3 separate regions of the Homo sapiens genome follow, and all the other regions are linked to region 2. A link is a contact called in ENCODE Hi-C or POLR2A ChIA-PET data. All regions are on one chromosome and are shown on one strand. The core of a region is the stretch at or near the end of the contact, and the rest is flanking DNA. Distances in the headings are between cores, read along the strand shown.

Region 1 (2,878 bases), core at 256-2,755, 640 kb after region 2:
CGTGATTCCAATTCCTTTACAAACCAAATAAAAGTTCTCCTAAAACGGGGGTGGCATGTCCATGTAAGAATACCAAAAATGGCACTGTAAGCAAAACGTACCTGTAATGTTAAAGATTTCATGCACCTGGAATCATAAACACTTTGTAAGTGTAGTCTTCTATCTGGCAACCCCTCCGGACATTCTTTTCCATTTCGAAAAAGGAATGGGGAGGGTGGGGAGAGTAACAGAAAGTTTGCTCGAAAGTTTGTATGAGCACATACTTAGCAATGCACCCCCCCCAAAAAAGTGTGTTTTTAAAGCAGGTCTGGCGTTAGAAGTTAGACACAAGTTCTGCGGCCTAAAAGGAACAACCCCAAACATGCCACCCTACAATCAGACACTTCCAAAACACAGTGTACAATGAGCCCAAGCCGTCGGATCAGACAGGCACACCGGAAAAGTCAACCTGTCTCCTCACCTCAGAGACATGAGTTTAAGGTGTGTGGCCCGGGCAGCGGTGGCCGGCGGCGGGGAGTAAAGGTTTTTCATGCGGGCATAACTGGGTGTGTGCAAGGTAACAACCCGGGAACACACACGCACACCCTCCCGTTAAGCGCTCCATCTTTAAGGAGTGTTTACTGCGCGCAGTCAGCAACCGGATTCAATAATCCTCGCCACGGGAGCTCTTCATCCCCTTCACGATCTCACCTGGGCGGTAGCCCAGGGGCTGTTCCCCGAGCCCCGGGAGGCAGCGTCTGGCTCCTTGACCAAGACTTTCCGACCTGAAATCCGCCTGCGATGCGAACCGGTGTATTCTCCCCTCCACAAAACACCACCCCCCGCCCCGAGTCATCCTCGGCTTTTTAAACAATGTCCAAACCAGAGCAAGTGGTTTTCCAATTACTCTCCCTGAACTAGGCCTTCCCATTCCTCCGACCCCCAACTCATCATTGATCGCGACCCTGGCCCTTCCCAAGGCCACAGGCACCCCCCGCCAGCTCGCCCACCCCGCGGCTGCCCAGCCCGGCCCGCCGCCCCCCCTCACCTGTCAGGCGCAGCTTGACGGGCCCGTTCCTCCGGCCTCCGGGGTTAGACATGTCCCCGGCGGCGGGGGCGGCGGGGGCGGCGGGCGGCACGGGGGCGACGGCGAGGCGCGGCGGAGTCACCACAGCGGCCGGGGCTGGGGCCCGAGCAGCCGGCGCCTCGGCCGCCACGGCCGGAGGGTCCCGGATGTGCCGAGAGTCGTCGCCATGAGCCGCGGAGGGAGCGGGACGCCGAGCTCCCCCCTCCTCCCACTTCTCCTTCCTCGGCCCGGGCCGCACAACAAAGCGGCAGCCGCGGCCGCCCGCGCCGCCTCCGCCCGCGCCCCCGCCGCCTCCTCGCGGCCGCCGAGGCCTTTCCCTCCTCTCGTCTCGGCGAGGCCCAGTAGCCGACGGGGCTGGTCGGCTGAAGCGGGCGGTGCTCGGGGGCGCCGGAGCAGAACTCTGGGCTCGGCCGCTTCCTCCTCCACCCGCCCTCTTGTCTGAGGGACCCGGGACCTGGGGCCGCCGCCGCCACTCGTCGGCTCCGGGGGGCGGGGAGGAGACGGGAGGCGGGGCCGGCGGGGCGGGGCGGGGCCGGGGCGGGGCCGGCGGGCGCGCGCAGGGTGCCCTGGCGGGCACCGGCAGTCAGGGAGGGTGTGAGCTGCCGCCGAGGGTCCCACGCGGAACGCTGGGAGGGAGCAGGCAGGGAGCAAAGCGGCGGCGGGCGCGGCAGCTCTGTGGCACCTGGAGGGGTTTACTGTCCGGGCCACTTAAGGGAGAACTTTTGTCCAAGCAGGGCCAACTGCATTTTATTAGACGCCCACTGCGTGCAGGGCGCTCCGAGAGGCTGGGGCGAGGAAGGTTAGAACCGAGTCCGCTGCCTGCCGGGAACTTGGCGTCTTTCGGGCGAGGGAAGAGAAAGCATTCCCACGCCGATGGTTCCAGCAAAACCCCAGGAATGCTCTGCTCCTGGTCTTGTAGTTGACACCTCCATCCGGGACTCACCTGGTGGAGGAGATCAGGTTACCTGCCGACTCCCGCTCTTTTCAGGTGCAGCCAAGGATGGGGAGATGATACGTCTTAAAGGATTAACAAGATAAACCTTGGAGAGTAATGTATGAAGAGTTGTTCATACGCTACTGTATTTCGTTATCTCAGGAGGAGAAAGAGAAAAGTTTTTAAAAAATGTGTACCTTATCCTTTGACATTGTAACTGTACTGCTAGAAATTTATTTTTTATTTTTTTGTTTTTAGACAGGGTCTCCCTCTGTCGCCCAGGCTGGAGTGCAGTGGTGCGAACACGGCTCACTGCAGTCTCAACTTCCGGGGCTCAGGTGATCCTCCCACCTGAGCCTCTGGAGTAGCTGAGACCACAGTGTGCACCACTACGCCCCACTAATTTTTGTATTTTTAGTAGAGACATGTTTAGTAGAGACGTTTAGGTTTTCCCATGTTGCCCAGGCTGGTCACGAACTCCTGACCTCAAGCGATCAGCCCGCCTCGGCCTCCCAAAGTGCTGGGATTACAGACCTGAGCCACCGCACCGGCCCTATTCTTGACAAATAATCGTACAGAAGATGTTCTTTGCTATATTCCATTAATAACAAAAGGGGAATGAGGGAATAGCATAATAGTCCAGGAACCGCATGGTTTTTTATGCAGCCATGTAACTATTTTTATGAAGATCATATAATATGGAAGAATGTATATGTAATGCAAAGTTTAAAAACAGAATAGAAGTTGTATGCATATACATGCGAAAGTATCTAGCACAATGTAAACTACTAAGGACAATAGCGTGGGGGATTTTTTATGTGATTCGTTAGTTTTGCTTTAGGCTATTATAACATTAATGCAATTTTAAATGTTTTGGA
Region 2 (2,700 bases), core at 173-2,672:
TTTCATAAAATAAAAATAAATAGGCATAGCCAGGTGCAGCAGTTCAAGACTGTAGTCCCAACTAATCAGGAGGCTGAGGTGGGAAGATCACTGGATCCCAGGAGTTCGAGGTTGTAGTGTGCTATGATCATGCCTGTGAATAGCCACTGCACTCCAGCCTGGGAAATATAGTGTGACCCCATCTCAGTAAATAAATAAATAAATAAATAAATAGAGATGCATATGTAATAAAGCACTTAAAAATAAGAGAACAATAAACACAAAATTCCAGAGGGTGGCTACCTGTGGGTGGGAGGCAAGTAGCATAAAAGTGGACAAGTGGTGGCCAGGTGTGGTGGCTCACGCCTGTAATCCCAGCATTTTGGGAGGCCGAGGTGGGCGGATCATGAGGTCAAGAGATCGAGACTCTCCTGGCCAACATAGTGAAACCCTGTCGCTACCAAAAACACAAAAATTAGCTGGGCATGGTGGCATGCGCACCTGTAGTCCCAGCTACTTGGGAGGCTGAGACAAGAGAATCGCTTGAACCCAGCAGGCGAAGGTTGTGGTGAGCCAAGATTGTGCCACTGCACTCCAGCCTGGGCGACAAGAATGAAAACTCTGTCTCAAAAAAAAAAAAAAAAAAAAAAAGCAGATAAGTGGTGTTTGCAGTTTGGTGATACTCCATCCTTGTGCTGAGTGGCAGCTTCAGGTGTGTTTGGTATATTACTGTGCAGTATGATGTATATGTATGTTACATAAGCTTTTTATGCGTTACCTAGTAAATTTTACAAAAATAATAAAAGGGAAAAAGGGCCTTTCTACGTGCCTAGAAAGAAGAGGCTTCATGGGAATGTGAGCCATGGGTTAGGAAAGACCCCCTCGAACCGAGGCAGGTAGGAAGTGAGTGACTGAGATTCATTATGAACCCACCACGCCTGCCGGGGAGAACAGGGACTGTCCCTTCCCCTCTGCATCAGCTCAGATGGTCCAGATCACAGCCCACGTGGGCCCCTAAATAAGGAGGCAGCCCCACATTTCTACATCGGCCACCGAGATGGCAGAGCAGAGGAAGGAGAGAGGGGAGACAAATCAGGAAAGGAGCGCCAGGGCAAGTGCGTGAGCTCAGAGACCCAGCAGGGCAGGGCAGGAGCTTCACAGAGTGCAGAATGTCGAGCCACAGGAGCGCTGGGGATTCCCCAACCCCTGCACTTACCAGCGAGAAACTGAGACCCAGAGAGGGGAACGGACTAAAACTCAGACCTCGACACTGCCAAAATCCTTCCCATGCTGCCACGCTTCATTGGAGGGAAAGTGAGAAGCTCAACCTTACCCCTGTGGGCTCCAAGAAGGGTAGCTCTGGGATCCCGGGCAGGAAATTGGTGACAAGGTGACAAGGTGCGCGTGTCACAGCTGCCCAGTTCACGGCTTATTCAGTCTTCTCCCTCCCCCCACTCCCCACCAGAAGTGACGTGCTTCCTGTGCCCCGGTTCCCACCCTAAACTAGCCTCATTTAGCTCCACTCCCATTCCGCTTTTTTTTTTTTTAATTGTGGTAAAACGTACACAACAGAATTTACCATTTCAATTTTTTTTTTTTTTTTAGACTGAGTCTCAGTCACCCAGGCTGGAGTGCAGTGGTGTGATCTCGGCTCACTGCAACCTCTGCCTCCCGAGTTCACGTGATTCTTGTGCCTCAGCCCGCAGAGTAACCGGGACCACAGGCACCTGCCACCACGCCTGGCTAATTTTTGTATTTTTAGTAGAGACAGGGTTTCACCATGTTGGCCAGGCTGGTCTCGAACTCCTGACCTCAAGTGAACTGCCTTCCTCGGCCTCCTAAAGTGCTAGGATTACAGGCAAGAGCCACTGCGTCCAGCCAATTTTTTGTTGTGTTGTTTTTAAGACAGAGTCTTGCTTTTGTCACCTAGGCTGGAGTGCAGTGGCACAATCACAGTTCGTGGCAACCTCTGACCCCTGAGCTCAAGTGACCCTCCCTCCTCAACTTCCCAAGTGACTGGGACTACAAGTGTGCAGCCACCAGGCTTGGCTAATTTCTGTAGTTTTTGTAGAGACAGAGTGTTGCTTATGTTGCCCAGCCTGGTCTCAAACTCTTGAGCTCAAGCAATCCTCCCACCTCAGCCTCCCAAATGCTGGGAATGAGCCACCGTGCTAGGCCCATTTTAATTATGTTTAAGTGTACAGTTTGGGGCACTAAGTACATTCACATTGTTCTGCAACCATCACCACCATCCATCTCTGGAGCTCTCTCTTTCTCTTTTCTTTCTTTTTTTTTTTTTGAGATGGAGTTTCGCTCTGTTGCCCAGGCTGGAGTGCAGTGGTGTGATCTTGGCTCACTGTAACCTCTGCCTCCCAGGTTCAAACGATTCTCTTGCCTCAGTGTTTTTGTTGTTGTTGTTGTTGTTTGTTTGTTTGTTTGTTTTGTAGAGATGGAGCCTCACTCTGTCGCCCAGGCTGGAGTGCTGGAGTGCAGTGGTGTGATCTCGGCTCACTGCAACCTCCGCCTCCCGAGTTCAAGCAATTCTCCTGCCTCAGCCTCCTGAGTAGCTGGGACTACAGGTGCACGCCACCACGCCTGGTTAATTTCTTTTGTATTTTAGCAGAGATGGGGTTTCACCATGTTGCCTAGGCTGGTCTCAAACTCTTGAGCTCAGGCAATCCGCCCGCCTTGGCCTCCCAAAGTGTTGGGATTACAGGCATG
Region 3 (2,893 bases), core at 119-2,618, 960 kb after region 2:
AACCATGAGAAATAAATTTCTTTGTTTATAAACCACCCAGTGTATCATATTTTGTTACGGCATCCTGAAAGTCTAAAATACATCCTATTTCATGGATAAAATGCCTTTTCTTATTTCTCTATAGATAGTAACTATACTACTTTTGAAGATTTGTTCTGTTGTTTCCTCTGTTTTGGTCTTTTTGTTTCATGTTAGAACTTTCCATAAACATCTGGTAATCTTTGGCTATCTGTTAAGATTTCATTATGAGGCACAAAAAACTGGTGGGGGGTTCTGTGTGCATGAATGTGGCTTATTCTCAGAGGCAATCTGGCAGATAATCAGCTTATTCACTGAGGGGATTCTCCCCAGTGTCTGAACTTGAAAGTTTCTTCTCTGCGACCATTGCATTTTTTTTCCAGAGTAGGATCATTTCCTAACTGACTGCCAGTGTTCTGGAAGCAGGTGCAGTGAAGAGCCTAAGAGTCCTACTAATGTGTGTGTGAATTCCGAATCCTTAGTCACCGTGTTCATCCCTAACCCATACTGCCACAAGGACTCTCAAGTCTCACAACTAATTCATTTTAACATGAGAAGATATTAAGAGGGTTAAGAGGTTCTCCATGATTCACCTACTAGTGTGAATTCATATCTTCTCCTTTTGCTTTTCCCCTGGCCCTTAGCTGATATCAACTGCTCTGAGGAAATGGAAGTCTGATTGGTCAGGAAGCAGGAATAGTGGGTAATTTGGGGTCCCAGACCCCCCTTAGCAGGCAAGCAGCCCAGAGGTGGGTAAAGCACTTTAGGAAAGGGTGCTGCAATCCAGGGACTACGGCCCTGGACCTGGACGCCAAAAGGGAGTTGAGAAAGTAGAAAAGAAAACTACTTATGCTTAAATTGTGCTCAGAGCCAGGTCTCTATGCAAAGGAGCAGCAGGTGACCTGATTTCTCCCTCCTGCACTGCAGAGAACCTGCCCTCAAAGACCCAGAGCTCAGCTTCAGTAGAAGTTGAACAGCACTGTGCGAGCGAACCTGAGAACCCAGTCACCCTGAGAAAAACGGTTTCTAGGAGAAAACACATTCTTTGATCCAAACAACCAACTTACAAATGATCTTTTGGACCACGTCCTGCCTGCAAACTGAGGCTCAATTCACCTTTAATGGGCCAGCTCTGGCAGTGCCAAGGGAGAGAGGCCATTAGCAGAAATGAAAAAAGCAAGAAATCTTTTAGTCCATTAGGTTAAAAGAAGATTTTTCATGCTTTATTATTTATGATTTGCGACTTCAGTTACTGTTTCCTGGAACAAATGTTATGATTCAACTTCTATTTACTGAAGCAAATAGATGCTTATCAGCAGTCATGCTACAAATCACAAAGCAGTCAGTAAGGCCTTTGGGGCTGTGGCCTCTTTTGCAATTCTTTGATGTCTTGTCAGGCAACTTATTTTCTGTGCCTTAGAGAGTTTCCAAAAGCTACCACAATCTGATGTGTGTGTGTGTGTGTGTGTGTGTGTGTATACATTTGTGTGTGTATATCTACATGCACTCTTTCTGTCTCTCTTTCTCTCTCTCTCTATATATGGCATATAAATACAGTAAATTCAAAGAATTGAGCAAAAGCAGATTTTGGTTTTTACTTTAAGAATATCATTTCACTTCCTGAAAAATTAGGAATTAGGAGTCCTAAGAATACCACATAGCATTTAGGAAGACTTGAGTGGGAGCTAAGAAAGTTCGAATGAGGGGAGGAAGAAAGTCCCTGGTCAGCCCGGTATAGTGACTCAAGCCTGTAAACCCAGCACTTTAGAAGGCTGAGGTGGGAGGATTGTTTGAGCTCAGGAGTTTGAGATCAGCCTGGGCAACCTAGCAAGACTCTGATCTCTATTAAAAAAAAGAAAGAAAAGAAAGCCTGGGCAGTGGCCTCAGTGAACCCTCGAGGATGCTGTGATCCTCTTGGTGACGTCCCCAGCCTCTGCTTCAGGATGACAGCATGGTCTCCTGCACCATAGCTCGGTCTGAAATTTTCGGTTTTTCTTTCAAGTTCCCCTTTTTCAGTCTTCAAGGGGGATGGAGGAGGTGGCCTGAATAAGACATAAATGAAAGAGGAAGTGTCTCAGCACCAACCAAACGTAAAACAGCGACAGCGACCCACTTAGCTTGTGACCTCTACGGAAATACTGAAGACGTCCTCTGTGTCCTTTTAGACTTTCTGGGGGAGGGGACAGCTGCTGCCCAGAAGCAAGCAGCTTCCTTTTGGCCAGGTCAGTGCAGGGAACCAACAAAGACAGGGACCTGTGGCCAGAAGAAGCACAGCCACAGCAGGTATCTGATTGGACTGAGCCAGGAAAGGCCTTCTTGCCCTTAGGGACCCCTCAAAGCTTCTTTCCCACAAGCTGGAAACTGCTTGGCTCACTGCTGTCCTAAATGCAGGTGCCAGCCGAGGGGGTTACCCTAGGACCGTGAGCCATTAACAGCTTGTCTCAAATACGCTTCTCCAAGGCAGTCAGCGACTCCCCACTGAACACCTGTGGGTTCCTGCTGGTGCTAACTTAGGCACAGGGCTAGCAGGTCCCTCCCCTGTAGCAGATGATGAGAGCAAGTGTGGTGCAGGAGGAACTGGAAAGAGAGCATCGTCAGAGGCGACACTTGCGTGGATTAAAACCATATATTCTTGTGCAATGTAAAATTGCCAACTTGCATCAGCATAACGAAGGACACACTTAGAATAGAAAAGCTGAGGAGGACAGAAGAATAGGAAGAACAACAAAATCATGCCTGGTCCTTTTGCCCAGAAATGACCCATGTGAATCTTGGCTGAACTTTTAGACTTTTTCGCGGTGCACATTTCTGAACATAATTTGACAACGTGGGACCTCTAGAATTGTACATTCTAATTTTTCAGTCCATTTATTTC

Evidence for each region. A loop is a pair of places that touch in the nucleus more often than their neighbours do. ChIA-PET counts read pairs that join two places held with the same protein, here RNA polymerase II (POLR2A). Pooled maps may share reads with other maps.
Region 1: a map with no recorded cell type shows a loop between it and region 2 (10-fold over the local background). The contact joins the promoter of SMURF2 here to the promoter of ICAM2 in region 2. A Hi-C loop is called at or near these places in 1 of 168 maps with a recorded cell type or tissue (transverse colon), 1 of 37 single-sample maps with no recorded cell type and 5 of 50 pooled maps. POLR2A ChIA-PET finds 5 or more read pairs at or near these places in 1 of 52 experiments (A673).
Region 3: a map with no recorded cell type shows a loop between it and region 2 (8-fold over the local background). The contact joins the enhancer-like site here to the promoter of ICAM2 in region 2. A Hi-C loop is called at or near these places in 2 of 37 single-sample maps with no recorded cell type and 6 of 50 pooled maps. POLR2A ChIA-PET finds 5 or more read pairs at or near these places in 2 of 52 experiments (GM10248 and T-cell).

The regions. Positions count from the first base shown.
Region 1 is chr17:64,660,802-64,663,679 of GRCh38, forward strand. SMURF2 (SMAD specific E3 ubiquitin protein ligase 2) reads right to left here and starts at 1,506. Exons shown (of 19, transcript NM_022739.4): 1 at 1,028-1,506. The coding sequence starts at 1,079. RefSeq lists silencers at 1,000-1,199, 1,250-1,649 and an enhancer at 1,800-2,358.
Region 2 is chr17:64,019,211-64,021,910 of GRCh38, forward strand. ICAM2 (intercellular adhesion molecule 2) reads right to left here and starts at 1,423. Exons shown (of 5, transcript NM_001099789.2): 1 at 1,313-1,423. RefSeq lists enhancers at 1,043-1,162, 1,257-1,757, 1,503-1,592, 1,813-1,862.
Region 3 is chr17:64,983,988-64,986,880 of GRCh38, forward strand. No RefSeq gene overlaps it. Among named protein-coding and RNA genes, the nearest start is that of LRRC37A3, 66 kb to the left of the region's middle. RefSeq lists enhancers at 919-1,198, 1,816-2,115, 2,396-2,445. Within about 2 kb of position 1,369, at least 28 of the 41 ENCODE cell types and tissues checked have a DNase peak (open chromatin) inside an H3K27ac peak, as active enhancers do.